Regions from separate parts of the Homo sapiens genome. Here region 2 is linked to region 1. A link is a contact called in ENCODE Hi-C or POLR2A ChIA-PET data. All regions are on one chromosome and are shown on one strand. Each heading gives the region's core, a stretch centred on a gene start or an enhancer-like site at or near the end of the contact. The rest is flanking DNA. Distances are from core to core; before and after follow the strand shown.

The links. Hi-C counts contacts between places; a loop is a spot of excess contacts on that map. ChIA-PET counts read pairs that join two places held with the same protein, here RNA polymerase II (POLR2A).
Region 2: a loop to region 1 is called in a map of mammary epithelial cell, with 2.3 times the contacts of the local background. The contact joins two enhancer-like sites. A Hi-C loop is called at or near these places in 1 of 168 maps with a recorded cell type or tissue (mammary epithelial cell). POLR2A ChIA-PET finds 5 or more read pairs at or near these places in 2 of 52 experiments (GM12878 and WTC11).

Annotation. Positions count from the first base shown.
Region 1 is chr18:42,293,486-42,301,358 of GRCh38, reverse strand. The region is part of intron 3 of LINC00907 (long intergenic non-protein coding RNA 907); the gene reads right to left. Among named protein-coding and RNA genes, the nearest start is that of LINC00907, 110 kb to the right of the region's middle. Within about 2 kb of position 1,983, at least 6 of the 41 ENCODE cell types and tissues checked have a DNase peak (open chromatin) inside an H3K27ac peak, as active enhancers do.
Region 2 is chr18:42,410,035-42,417,677 of GRCh38, reverse strand. All of the region lies in intron 4 of LINC00907 (long intergenic non-protein coding RNA 907), which reads right to left. Among named protein-coding and RNA genes, the nearest start is that of LINC00907, 230 kb to the right of the region's middle. Within about 2 kb of position 2,442, at least 2 of the 41 ENCODE cell types and tissues checked have a DNase peak (open chromatin) inside an H3K27ac peak, as active enhancers do.

The DNA.
Region 1 (7,873 bases), core at 734-3,233:
ATGAGTATAAAACAGGAAGTAAAGGTAGCCACCCTGTGAAGCAGTCTTAATAGAGTGATGGCTATAAATATACAAAGGAAAAAGCAATGGTGGGGAAAGGACAAGTCCAGGGACACTCGCCTCAGTAAAGGAGCACAAAACGTGCAGTTTCTGTCATAGAAAGACAAAGTAGTCTACTTAGGAAAGGTCTAAAGAGAAGGAGAATGCCTTCCCAGATTTGAGCTCTTACAATGGGAAGAAGCAATATCAAATTCTTAGTATCAGCATAATAATCCAGAGCTATAGAAAGAACTTTTAAGGATGCAAACTCAGACCCCAATATTTGAACACTATAATACCAAATATAGATATTTGAATACATCAGGACATGAGACTGAATATTTTTTCAATTCCATTCCCATTTTTGGCACGTGCAACCCACAACCAGATATAGAAGCTTTTCTCAAATTATCCCAGTATGTTAAACCTAAATATATATTCTTAGAAGAACTGTGAAATGGATGTTTGGTGACTGAGGAGGGATGGGGAAGTCCCTCCTCTTCTTATCAGCACTAATCAAACCAAATCATCAGAACTACAGCATTAATACTTGTATTCATCAGGATAGGATAAGCTATAATACAAGAACAAACAGCCACAAAATTTCAGTCATTTAACATAAAAATTTTTGTTTTGTTTTGTTTCATTTACAAGATGTTAATGTAGCAACTCTGGGGTCCAAACTAGCAGAAGCTCCAGCATGCTGCATTTCTCTCTATTTAAAATCACACAACTTACCTAGATGAGAAAATGAAAGGTCATACACGAACAACTAAACGTTTAGCCCAGGAAATGACATATAACACCGGGTTTACATCCCATTCCCAGAAGTAATCCCCAGCCCCATTTATGCAAAAGGTACGGGGAAGTTTCATCCTTCCAAACACGACAGTAGGTTTCAAGCTTTAGCTTGCATCCAAATCACCTTGAGTGCTTGTTAAAACAGATTTTGGGGTCTCACCCTCAGAATTTCTGATTCTGATTAGGGCAACTAATAATTTGCTTTTCTGAAAAGCTTTTGGGCCAGACGTGGTGGCTTACACCTGTAATCCCAGCGCTTTGGGAGGCCGAGAGGGGCGGATCACTTGAGGTCAGGCGTTCCAGACCAGCCTGGCCAACATGGTGAAACCCTGTCTCTACTGAAAATACAAAAATTAGCCGGGTGTGGTGGCGGGCGCCTGAAATCCCAGCTACTTGGGAGGCTGAGGAAGGAGAGTCGCTTGAACCTGGGAGGCCGAGGTTACAGTGAGCCAAGATCACGCCACTGCATTCCATCCTGGGTGACAGATCGAGGCTCTGCATCAAAAATAATCATAATAATAAAGGTTTCAGGTGAGGCTGATGCTGCTGTCCTGAGACTTCCCTTTGAGATCCCCTGGTTAGAGCAACAGTTCTCAAGCCCACCTGAACATTTACATCAACTGGACAGCTTGTTTAAAAAAGGTGCACGCCAAGGTCCCACCCCTAAATATTCTGTCTTAATTGGTCATCTAAAAATTCTCCTGTATCACCAGAGTTGCTAGTTCAGAAGAATACAAATTTAACTATGGGTGTAAGATTTCTATCAAAGTGTTCACATTACAGATGAAAAAACAAGTCCAACATCACACAGTAGGCTAGTGACACTTCCAAATCAAGAAACTGAATATCCTGGATCCCAAGTGGTGCCATATCCCTTAATGGGTCAGCACACAGAGCAGGCAGTATTTTAAGACCAATTTACTCCACAAATTTCTTTCCCTCTGCTTAAAATGGTTCGGCCTCTTTCCAGAGGGATGCTGGCTCTCAGTGCAATAGCTGCTGGGCTCAGGGAGGAGAAAGTGGATCCATCTCCAATTCTCCCACGTGGCTGAGAAAGAGCCTAGAAGCAGCTCTCCTCCCTCCCATTCCTCAACTCTGAGCAGCCCTGCCCTGGCTCCCGACCCAGCCTCACCCAGATTTTGCCTCTGCCCCAGGATCTGCGAGCCAAGTGGTTGACCCGGGAAGACAAGCCCACTTACAAAGAAACGTAAAAGAAAATGAACAAAACTGCTGCCAATGTGCCCTTTGGTCCCACATTGACTAAATCCAGGCTGCTAGAAGGCAGCGCGAGAAGAATCTCATTTTAAAAAGCAACTGAGAGAGATAAAACGCAGCTACCCAACCATTTTGGATACTGGTCGTCCTCTGCTCCCATCCCCAACACAAAGGCACAGCGTTCATTCTCCCATCATGAAATTTTACTGAATTCATCAACTCTAAGTAAAAATAAATAAATAAGAGCTGATCTGCCATCCTTTACAGATTTTGAACCGATTTAACAGCCATCTGATAAACACGCCCTGCATAACTAACGGCCTCTGGCCTGGCATCTTCCTGTAAAACTAAGAAACATCGCCATCTGCTGGCCAGGGAGCCCTGGTGCATGGAAATTTCCAATTCCATTGCCTTCAAGCAGCAGTGTCTGCACAGCAATAGGTCCATTAATTCTGCCAAAGGGTTGAAATTCATTGCAAATCATTTAATTTCTTTCACCAAGACAAACTACAAACTACATCATGAAATTTTGTTTAACTTTCTTGTGTTTTATGTATGTGCATGAGCTGGTTAGGGTGGGGAGGCTTTTTGCATGGTTACCTTCCTACTCTTTTTGTTGCCCCTATTTTCTCGAAATTCTCAATGTTGTGAATTTTATAAGTCCATTTAACTAACATTAAGTGAGCTTATTCTACGTGCTAAGTTGTCATACCCAAAGAATCAAACGACAGAGACTGAGGAGGGAGGAATTGGGGAATTGGGCGGAAGTCTCATTCTCACATTCCATATTAACTGGAAACCTGAGGCTCTGTAGTTTTGACTCTCGTACTTTTTTTTTTTTTTTGAGATGTAGTCTTCCTTTGTTGCATAGTGTTGTCTCAAACTCCAGCCTCAAGCCATCCTCCCACCTCAGCATCAAGCAGCTAAACTGCAGGCACATGCCACCGTGGTGGGTTTGACACTCACACATCTTAACAGTGAAACTGTGTTGGACAGAGGTTTTCAGCCCAACCGGGTTATTTAGACTTAAGAATGCCAAAGAAACACACTTTTATGGCCTCTTCCACACTAAATCCTTCTTAGAAAATGGGAAAGAGAGACTCTTGTGACCTAAAAGATGGGGGGTTTGATTGATGATCTGGGTGTTGATTTCTCCTCCTGCCCTTTCCTCTTCCAGTCCTCAGGTGACACCCACCCAAGCCCATCTCCACATTCTTCATCTACTTGCACAATCTTGACTGACATCTCTGATAGCCCAAAGCAAATTGAATAGTGAAGTTTATCTTGCTTTAATGCTTATGCTAGTGGAACTTATTTAAATGTATTTAACATGTACAGAAAAATTAACAGGAAAATAAATCGAGGAAGAAGTGTCAACAAAGAGTGCAAGGTACAGAAACAGGTGCTATTTTTGTATTTGGTGATGAGACCTGGGGGTAAGTGATGGTTGTTGAGCTGATGATGATCGTATTTTCTTTAATACCACGGACCACCTCTTCATCCAGCCTCACTAGCTGTGAAGCAGCTCTGAGGACCATTCTTACAGTTCTTTCCACATCTCTGTCTCCACTCCCCAGACCTTCCTAGTTGAATAGGCCTATAGGACAAGGACCCGCCCCCCTGCCCCCCATCTGTTATGACTGGGAGTGGAGAAATGGGCAATGAAAGAGAATGTGTAGGTGTAATGCCAGGAACTAGAATGATTTCCTGCCAGTGATGAGCTGTCTTGGAGGCAGCTCTGTCTGCTTTGCCATTCAGCACTGACCCACCATAAAGACAAAAGAGGAGGGCTCACTTGGGACATGGAGGTGAAAGTCCAAGCCTGCCCTGGCTCTTATCTATATGTAGGGTTAGCTATTCTACTCTCCAAGAAGAGTCATGTGGAAAAACAATGTTTAAATTCCTAAATGATTGAAGCAAGAAGAAAACACAAAGATGATTGTAAAGTGGACCAAACTGAGATCTCTGGAAGAAAAGTAATTTGCCCAGGGTCTCATAGCACACAAGTGGCACAGGGGAGTCTCTGGTCTCTTAGACAACATTTCTCACAATAAACTGTTCCTTTGTCACAAAATAGAGAGGTGCTTCTAGCCATTGGAAAGTTTTTGACACTGGGATCACCAATCTTGAGAAGTCCTGGACTCTTTTCTATCGCCATATCTTAGTCAATCTCATAATCCCAGGACATCCTTTATCTGAATATCTCTGTACATCAGAGTAAAGCAATTAATATCACATAAAATTTTAGAGATCCAGATTACATATGTATTCTTCAACATTGAGGACAGGAGCAACTGTAACAATGATCACCAAGAAGAAAGTTCAGGGAAATCAGCTACATTCTATAACAAAATGCTGTGTGGTTGAGTGGTTACTGTCCTAGGTTCTGAAAGGAAGATGCTGGAGTTGGAATCCTGGATCTGGCCCTTAAGAGCTGGGAAAATTGCTCAACCTCTTGTAGCATTATAATAAGGATAAAATAAGTTGAATCAAATAATGAAGGCATTTTGAACAATATGTGTGGCACATGGTAAGCAGTCCATCAGTGTTAGCTTTTGTTTTTATTGCTATTATCACTCAGTGAGTGACCAGCTGCCAACCCTGACTTTGAAGGAAAATCATTCTTACTCATCATTCAACATTCATTATACACCAGTCTTCTCTCTACTCTTTTCCAGGATAAAAGAAGAAAAAGTTAAAAAGGGAGAAAATGCCAGAAACTTCCTGAATCTTTTACAAAAAGTTCTAAGGTAAGGGGAAAGCATCCAGGATATGCTTTGCAAATTAACCTAATAGCAAGTATCTCTGCAAAACTTTTGTTGCTTTTTTTTTTTTTCCAAATGACTGTGGTTGTTTTGGCAATAGCTAGAAACATGAGTCAATAACCTCCTATGTGGCTCTCAAGAAATGATATTTAAATCAGAACCACAGCTGCGCAGGAAGGGCACATGAAGTCAAATTGCTTTAATGTTAATGAATACACAGTGTCATATGTGGTGATTCAATATAGCAAAAAAGTCTGAAAGTGAGTTTTAGTACTGGACTCATTGTGAATTTGCTATAAGATAGCCACTTGAACTCTCTGGGCCTCAGTTTCCTCTTTTGTAGAGTGAAACATGGCACTAAATCATATCCAAAGTCTCTTGGAGTTTTAACTTCTAGTGTTACCCTTCCCAGAAGTATTTTTATCTATATAAAAGTACTACAGGGGTGGGCACGGTAGCTCATCCCTGTAATCCCAGCACTTTGGGAGGCCAAGATGGGCAGATCACCTGAGGTCAGGAGTTTGAGACCAGCCTGGCCAACATGGCAAAACTCTGTCTCTACTAAAAACAACAAAATCAGCTGGATGTGGTGGCACATGCCTGTAATCCCAGCTACTCAGGAGGCAAAGGCAGGAGAATCACTTGAACCTGGGAGGTGGAGGCGGTTTCAGTGAACCAAGGTCATGCCACCACACTCCACCCTAGGCAACAGAGTGAGATTCCATCTCAAAAAAAAAAAAAAAAAAAAAAAAAGGTATTGCACGGCAAAGCTTACAACAAGGAAAGGAATTATTTGTGGTAAATCTTCAGGCCTCAGTGAAATAGATGATTGGAGGTTGGGGGTTAGCCCCCTTCCCACTACATTTTTGCTAGTGAGTGATCACTCCGTGTGGCCACTCCCTTATGGATCTCCCTTATGGATCTTCCTGGCTGCTTAAGGCTTGATGAATGGAGCACTGCTCTTTCTGGAACAACAGACTCCTGTACCTGGTCACCAAATCTCTCACACCCCCACACACCTCATTTGTTTCCATAGTTTCAATTTCTTCCCTTCCTCAGCTGAGCCTGTGGAGCCTTCCCTCTATATAATCTTCCAGTAATATCCATGTGATATTTTGGTAGCTGGAGTTCCTTGAGGAAAATTTTAACATGAATCATAGTATCATAGACCTAATTTCTCTGGACCCTATTTCTGTATTTGAGGTCTACACACCAAAAATTCACCATACAATTGTTGCTTTTGATGCAAAAGGGTAGACATCATTTTAGTTTGGCACTGCAACTAGATAAAATATTTTTTAACAGTGACAACTGGTTTCAACATGATTTGAAACCACTAGAATTTTTTCTGACTAAATCAATGAGGTGTTCAGTGAGTGGTATTTGCATGTTTCAAGAACAATTCTACTGTGGGTCAAACTAATCTATCTAAAACTTTCTATATGGACAGTTTAGTTTAATAAACCAACCTTGATTTCTATGGTTCTGCCAAACTTAACTGGGAGGATAAAGTGATGATCAACTTGTTTGAAAAAATACACCAGCTCAAATGACCTGCAAAAAGTCCAGCCAATGTAAGTGCCTTCACTCCTTGAAAGTCTGCTCATGTATCTTTGTCATTGCTGCGCATTTTAATCGTCTAATTCCACAAGAGGCTATTTGAGTCCATCCCAAATTCTGCTCTCACTGAATGATGGGGAATATGTGTATGGAAGCTGTTTTGTATGCTTTTTTATTTGAAGCATTTCTTCCCTTCACTTTAAAAGAAGTTAATGTACATCTTTCCACCTTTTGGTATTAAGGAGCACAAGACTTCACAGTTTTATGAGCTCCAGCTGGAGTTGTAGAAGCTGTCCACTGCAACATCAGTATGATTTGTGTAGCATTAATAGCCCTTTTGTTCCATGAACTTCAATTCCCTTCAAAATAGAAGAGTATTGAACTCACCATTTCATAAGGAGAATGAAGGAAAATGTACAACTGGATGTGAGCTTATGTGCTATGGTTATTGATACTGACTTCAAGATCACACTTCCTTCTGGTCCTTGGGCCCTGTGGAGCTCAGGGCATTCATTTGGGGAAGTCAGATATGTTGCAGGTCAGACTGGAAATAACTAAATCACAGTGCTGCTCTTAACAGTGGGATTTTGTGGGCTGCTGCTATGCCAAGGAATCTTCTCCTTTATCCAGCAAGAAATAAAGTATTATGGACATGATATTAAAGTCTCATGTGTGAACAAGTTTTGTAGCACAAAGGGGCTTTCAACTCAAACATATCTTATTTAACAAAATACAATACAATATCTAGTCTGGGTCAATATTTTTAAAGAAATTTTATTTTGTATAGCTGCCTCTCAAAACAATGATAGCAGAACAGGAGTAAAATGTATGGGAAAAAAATAGTTGCCTTGTTCCAAAGAATGCTGCTGGAGGAACTTTTCAAACAAACTCAGCCTCCTCAAGTTACTGTCAAAGGAGAACCAAAAAAAAAAAAAAAAATGATTTCCAGGACGTAGAATTTAAAGTAAGGTGAACAATCACCAGATGCTCAATAAGGTGAACTGAGCTTTAAAATGTATGATCACACACAAAAAAAATCATGTCTTAATTGATGCCAAGCCTTCCTCCCACAAGCTGACCCTCACGCTGCTGGCAGGTTTGTTTTTCATTATACCATGTGTATTAGCCACTCTTTTGCTACCCAATTGCCAAACTCCTCTACCTGGCATTCAAGAGCCTCCTAATTGGGCCCCAATGAATTATCAACCCTCTATCAAGCACAAGGCTTATCACCCCCTACTCCTGTCATTTTGATCTACCCGCCTGGCATGGTATCAGTTGGTCACTTAAGCAACCAAAGGTATTTTTTATTGGGCACTAACTAAACTATGTAATCTGATAGATTCCTTATTGGTGAATACAAAGAAATAAGCTATTATTGTTATTATAAAGGTACTTCTAAAAGGCAAAGTAAAACTCTGGGATAGAGTGATGCATGTCAACTAGTATTTAACAAACAGTGAGTGGGGAATTCTAATCAAAACTAGAGTCCT
Region 2 (7,643 bases), core at 1,193-3,692, 120 kb before region 1:
GGACTCCGGAGGAGAGGTGGCTTCAGATGAAGTCCAGATGACTGGACTTCAGAGAAGGGCTGGCTGGGGATGGCCAGACTTTAGGGAAGATTATCTGCCTGTCCCATCCCCTCTCCAGCTCCCCTCTCCACTGACAGCCCTAACCATGACTAAATAAAATTCTCCACCTCCACCATCCCTCAAGTGTCCGTGCGACCTCATTCTTTTTAGACGCCAGACAAGAGCTCAGGACTCACCTAGTCAGGTACAGAAAAAAGGCTGTCACATTGGCCCTTTGCCCTCACTGGCAAAGGGCAGCTGCCCTACACGATGAGGTAAGGGACCTACTGAGCTGATAACACACGCTGTCAATGGGTGGTGGAGCTAAGATACTACTGTAACACACCCTCTGGGGTTTCAGGGGTAGCAGGCACCCCCAGCTGGGCACTAAAATGGGGCCACTCATTGAGCCTGTTCCTGCTAGTGCCCAAAATGGCCAGCCAGATCCTGCACTCACTAGCTAATGCATTTCCTCCTGCAAAAGGTTGAGTGTGGCAGCCTGAGTAAACAGGGCACTCCCATTGCAAGTCTGATGAAGAGTTCAAGAAAAACTCCTGCATCAATACAAAGATACATGGTATGGCCCATGTTGAAACAAAAATTTCCTCCATATTGAATGCCTAGAATATCATTTCTTTTTAAATACAAATTGCAGTATTAGTATTGACTGAACTGTGACCCCTGGCCATATATCAAATCACTAGCATCAAATCTTATTCTACCAGAGAAATATCTGCCAGTCATCCATGTGTAATACCATCTTCTGGTAAAAAGTTGGTTGGCTTTAAAAAACGTATAAGCCAGGATTAAAATATTCTATTTCAAATGGAACCTATTAGATATTTTTGCAGGTAATGACATGATTTGATTTATGTTTTTAAAGAGTCATTCTGGTTCTTCTGTAAAGAAAGGAAAAATGGACAGAAATGGGAGACCAGGTAAGAGACTGTAAAATAATCCTGATGATAGAGAGTGGTAGCTTCATGTGGAGTAGCAGCTGTAGAAACAGAAAAAAGTAGACAGATTTGGAACATATTTTTGGAATGGATTTAAATATGGGGAGTGGAAGCAGGAGGGAGCCAAGGATGACATTTACTCAAGTGATGCAAAAGATAATTTTTAGTCAATTCTTTTATTGGCATTTTTGTCTGATCCATCATCTTACACAGCATCTTGCTTATTCTTAAGGGCTGCTGGTGCTGCCTGGTAATCCCTGTTCTTGGCTCAGTTTTGACTTTCACCAGAACTTTATTTACTCACAACTTCCTATATCCAATCTTACCTATACTCGTAAAGAAAAATGTGTATCTATACTTAATGGACACATATGTACTTAACAGAAGAAATCAAACATTCATCTACCTGACTGTGTATATGAATATATCATCTTTCAAGGATTTTGTCCACTTTGTAGCTGGAAATTGGTGTGTCTCATGCAAAAGCATTGGTTCTTTCCCCTACAATGAGCTGCCTCCCTATAGGCATGACACCTTCCTACAGAGCAGAGGAAATATAAATATATATGAGAAATTCATGTCTTCTAGATAACTTGCAATCTTGTGGAGGAAAAGAATTTTTTTTACTTAATAATATGGATCAGCAAAGGGCAAATACATGATTAGTTTTACAAGTACTAAAGAAGTTGAGAAAAAGAGACCTTTCTGGCCAGAGGGGACAGTAAAGGTTTTGCCCAGTAAAACTAACTTAAATTAGTCTGTAAAAGTTAAGTAGGAAGAGAGACATTGGGTGGACATTTCCAACACTGAGATCAGTGAGTACAGAGAAAATCAGGAATTTGTCTAAAGAATGCCAAAAAAGGGACCTAGCACTTGTTAGGAGCCTACTATATTTCCCAAACTGACACTTTTACATACATTGTATTTCATCTTATTTAATCCTTATGCTGAGACAGAAAAACATCAGTATCTTCATTCACAGATATAAGAATTAAGACTCAGAATAGACGAGACACTTTTTCCAAGGTCATAGAAAAATAAGAGACAGAGCTAGGTTTTCTCCTACATTTCTTACAAATCTAACATTATCTTCACCATGCTAAATCTGCTTAGTGAATAGTAAGAGAGGAAAAGTGGGCTGAAGCCAGCTTGAGATGGGCCTTGATTGGAAGACTGAAGAATTTGGATGGGTAGACATTGTTTTGGGCAGAGCAATGATTGCTTTTTGTTTGTCTGTTTTGATTTTGAATTGTACTAGGATTTGGTTGTGGTGAGCAATGGCTTCTGAAATAACTGAGAAGCCTCCTAAAGTAAATATTTTGAAACATTTAGATATGGAAAGTTCTGGCAAGTTTGTTTAACTGGTCTCATTATTTTGTAGTCTCTTCTTAGAGTTGATACTGTAGACAAGAAGCTGTGACTCACGAATTCCACAGTGCAACGGCTTTAAAGTTACAATGTTGCAAAATAAATCATCATTTAATCTGCTTACTCTTTTTCTGGAAAGAGGTTGGTGACGATACGTCAACATTTTGGTAATTTTTCAAGGGAATCACGACTCCCGTCTGGCCCCCAGTAAGTATTTATTAACTTTCTACTATGTTCATAGCATTACAGTGTTAGGAAAGCAGAGATTCATAATGTTTAATCCTTGATCTCAAGTACTTGTCAGTGTGGTTGGGAAAAAAAAAGATGCCTCCACTTCAGAAATTATATGATATCATAATAATCATTACTGACTTTCCTGGAATTCCTCATAGCTTATGAAGCAATGGCACTAACATAGTAACAGTGAATCATGGCAACACCCAACGATTACAACAGTGGGGCAATGTTATCATCCTTCTTGGAGAGATGAGAGCATGTGGATTCAGATAGGCTAGCTAACTTCCCCAAGGCCACACAGGTAGTCAGGTAAGCTTCAAGACTGGAAGCACACAGGAGCAGAACAAACTGCCTCTTTCAAAATCTACCAAGTAAGTGACATCACAGACAATATGCATGCTCTGGCGAGCTCAGAGGGAGAATAATTTCTGCTGGGTAAATTAATAAGCAGATGCTTCCAAAATAAGGTGGAATTTGACTGGGCCTTGAAGAAAGCTAATATTTGGCAGCCTGAAGAACACCTGGGACCTGAAACAGTACCTACAGGACATTTTTTTTGACTGTCTATGGGACTCACCTTCCCTGACCAAATGCCATATTCATAATGCAATAAAAGATAGGCACTCTCTTAAGTATATGAAAACACTAATTCCCTTCACATTTGTCCCTTCCACTATGCATAGAAGTGGCAACCACGAAGTCCAGGTTTGGTGAAAAGTGAGAGGAACATCTTTACAGAGGGAAAAAATTGGCTTAAAAAAAAAGACCCAGGCAGAGTGGCTTGCGCCTATACACCCAGTTCCTGGAGAAGCTGAGGTGGGAGAACAGATTGAACCCAGGAGTTTGAGACCAGACTGATCAACATAGTGAGATCTCATCTCTAAAAATAAATAAATAAATAAGTCAGAGTTTAAGGCTGATGTCAGCTATGATCACACCACTGCATTCCAGCCTGGGCAAAAGAGCAAGACTGACTCAAAAAACAAGCAAACAAAAACAGTAGCTGCCAACCACTCATGATTTTTATAGTTAACAATTTGCACTCAAGATGGTCAGTCACGTCAAGTATTTTTTCCCTGGATTTGCAGCCCCACCCCCATTCCCACTCACCCCTCCCATACCCTCAAGTAGGGCTAAAAAAAATTGCCTTGGACCTTATCCACCTTTCCTCAAAATGCTTCCAAGTCTGTATGTATAATATCCTCTGCAAAATGATGTCTGGGCTTTTTCTCTGAATCGTCTTGAGATCTTCACAACAGCCATGCTTGGCTAGCCCCACTGTCAGCGTGGGGCAGCCAGGGCACAACCGTGGGACAGGGAGGCAGATGGGAGGAGCACTCAGGACCAGCCTCTCTGAGTGAGTATACCTCCAGTGGGGTTGACTGCATCTGACAACATCCCCATCAGGCCAGCTGCATTTGCTTGTGTTGTCTCACCCTGTCAGCCTGTGAAACGTCCAGGTCCCCATATTCAGCAAGACAGCCACAGGTTAGGTCTGGGCCAAATGGGGAAGGGAAACATACAAGACAGTTGTCAAAGTTAGCGAAAAATGAATAACTGCACCATTGATTCACGAGTCTCCAGTGCTCTATAGAGTTCTACCTAAGTCAGAGGAGGAAATAAAGGAAACATACTATCAACATTATAGCTGTCGAAATGTCACAATAACTTTCTGAAAGTCATGGGGTAGGGGAAGGAGGGAATTCTCTTTGATAGTGTTCAGACAGGACCAAGAAGAACTAAATGTCTTCCCAAAAAACCAAAATAAGAATATGTCAGTTCCAAGCTATAGACGTAAAGCAAATTTGCAAATATTGTGCCTTCAATGTGAAGCAGGATTATATTAGCGTAGATAGCCAATTGGACCACATCTAGGCTTGTAAGCAAGTATCCTTACATAACTCTGAAAGTGGAAGAGAGGTCACAGTAGGGAAATTTTACCAGTAGTGGTAATAAAGAGCACATCCCATAGGACAAAGCAAGACAATGGATGGTGATCATATTAGTCATGTAGCAGGAATGTGAAACAACTCAAGAATGCTAAAGGAAGATACAAGGTAAAAATACATTGACTGTTTCAGCTAAACTAAAGAGAAACAAAGTGTGACATTACTGAGGAAAAAAGTGAGAATAAAACTGGACATTGTTAATAGAAATATAAAGATCAGAGCAAGAGAAAATATCATCTTTTTTTTCCATGCTGGTAGTGGCTAGTTGGTCAAGTTGTCCACACAAAAAAAGGGAGCCCACCCACAAGATTAGTAAAAAGAAAGCAAAACTAGGGCTTATGAAAATGCTTTAGAAGGACTGAGGCAGTAAGTCCTAGGAAGGCTGGAAGGCCTGGAGAAAAGAAGACTCAAAGGGGAAAATGACCATTGTCTTCACATATTTGAAAGAGTATTGTCTTGGGATACAAATTATTATTTTAGATAGGACTATAGGCTTATCATTTAGGTTTGGTCTGCTTAATATTTCTTTGAATCTTCCTTTACTTTTCCAATGTCTGGGTTTTTATGATGTAAAGTAAACAATGGACAGAAACCAATACACCTAAAGTTGGCAAGGGCAAGGGGAAAGAATGATGATGATGAAATTACACTGCGAAATTCCAAAGATAAAAGTAGCCCAATCAGAAAGCAAACTACTGATGCATTAAGAGTAAGATCGAGCAGTGACAGACTGGGATGGAGGGCAGAAGGTAATTTTGGGATTGGAAAATAGAGAAGCCCCTGGGAAATGAAAAGAATAAGGATTTTTTGTAACAGCTTTTAATACTATGTAAAGGCATCATCTGAGAGTTCTTAAAGAAATAACAGTTAAAGCCCAAGTGAAACAGAGTTATAGTGAAAAGTACATTGGATAAAGAATGAGAGAACTTTAGTGTCAGCTGAACTATTTCCTAAAACTGTCACCTTGGGAAATTCGTTTAACCTTTCTTAGTCTCAGTTCCTCATATGTCTAAATAAACAGAAAAAAAAAAAAGACACATGACAACCTATTTTCCAAACCAAATAGATCCAGGCATACCCTTCCCCCAATGGATGTGGCTTATGGTAAACTGAGTTCCCTGTATTTCCCATTCCAGAGAATGGAAGTCAAAGCCCAAGGAGAGAGAGAGCCATGTCTTTATTAGGACACCATCCCAGTGAGTAGCAGTCATATCAACCACTCAGACATATTGGGGTGAGAGGCATCACTTGTAGCAGCTGGCTTTGTGCCAGCGATATCCTACGTAATTTGCACAATATTCTAAATAATAGTTAAATTTATTGATAAAAAGCTCTTGGTTTCATCTGACTTTATGACACAGTAGATTAGACTAAACCCAGTTAAAGATAAGCAACTTAGGTTAAATGTAAACTTACATCCTATGATATCTTCTATATGATGATTCATTAGCAAGCTCACAACTATTTCTTAAAGGAAAATTGTTTCAGAAGAGGGCTTGACTTTGCTCCAAAACTGGGTCCTCAACTGTAATTTCCCATAGAGCTTGAGAAAGGGCCCATAGAACATACTGATCTGCCTCAGATGTTTTTAGCACCGTTGGATTATCTGGGTCATGACAGCCAACTAGCAGCGTTGCTTATATACAAGATGGATGCTTATATACAAGACCTTCCTCTTGCTCAGGGCTATAGGCATTTTGGGCAAATAAGTTGAAACAATACACTTTATATGTGATATGTGTTGCCTCCAAAATCCAAATAGGACAATTAAACATTATGCCTCTATCCTAATAAGAGAAGATAAAATGTGCTGCAACTTGTATTTCTCTTTGGAAGATGTAGCCTCAAATGTTAAAGTATATATCACCCGATATCTTCACTGGGGTGCCAAGCACACATGACTCCTACTGAACCATTTAAGACAACCTTACTTTCTGCTCACCTGGTTCTATCAACATGATGTCATCAATTTTGTAGACCAACACGTTATCCTGAGAAATTATGTGATGGAGAAAGTTCCTGAGGACAAAATCAAGGCATGTAGCCCAGATGAAGATGGTTATGGTACTAAGCCCAGATAAAGATGGTTATGGTACGCTGGTACTCCTTCCAGGTGTGGGAAAAATCTATTTCTGGCATTTTCTGTTTATTAGGATGGGGTGGAGGAGGAATTAAAAACATGCTCAAGCTAAATAGCTAAAGAACAGGAGCCAAAAGCTGGGATAATCTGCTAATAACAAAGATAATATATCTGGAAAATTACAATTGGATTCATTATTTAATTACACTTACATTAATAATCCTTTGTCATTACCAAGGTTCTTCTTTCACTACACAGTCATCACAATGTTAAGTGGAATATAATAGAAAAAACCATCTTTGTATCTTTAGAGTCTATGATTATGAACCAACCTCTGCAGTTATTCTAGGAATATTTCTTTCAGTTCCAAGGACTTTCACTTGTCTTTTAATATCTACCACTCCACAAGTTCAAGGCTAACATGGAACTGCTGCTTATTGCTGAGTATATATCTTTTCCATCTATACCACAGTAGCCACAAGATGAGTTTGTGAATCCTCTGGGCCCACTAGGACATAATATCAAGCATAAATTCTCTTAACCACCTGATATTCACTCATAAGTCTCAACTATGACCTCTGGACCACAGTACTGTTGTGATTTACCAGAGAACAGTATGGTCATAGAGTCAATGTCCAATAACTTCTCCAAAGACCAGGAGCCAATTAAGGCAAAGTTAACCTTAAATTTGCCACCAATCTCTTTGGGAAAAGCTAGGAGAAAAATTTATAATGACTGCTTGGAAAGTCATTACAGGGTCTGTGGTGATTTGTTTCCCCTCTCTAAAACTCGTAGTAAAATTTAATTACTAATATGGTTTGGATCTGTGTTCCCACCAAATCTCATGTTGAATTGTGATCCTCAGTGTTGGAGGTAGGGCCTGCTGGGAGGTGATTGGATCATGGGGGTGGATTTCCCCCTTGGTACTGTCCTGAGTACTCATGAAATCTGATTGTTTACAAATGTATAGCACCTCCCCTCTCTCTTTCTTCCTCCTCCTACAGCGATGTGAAA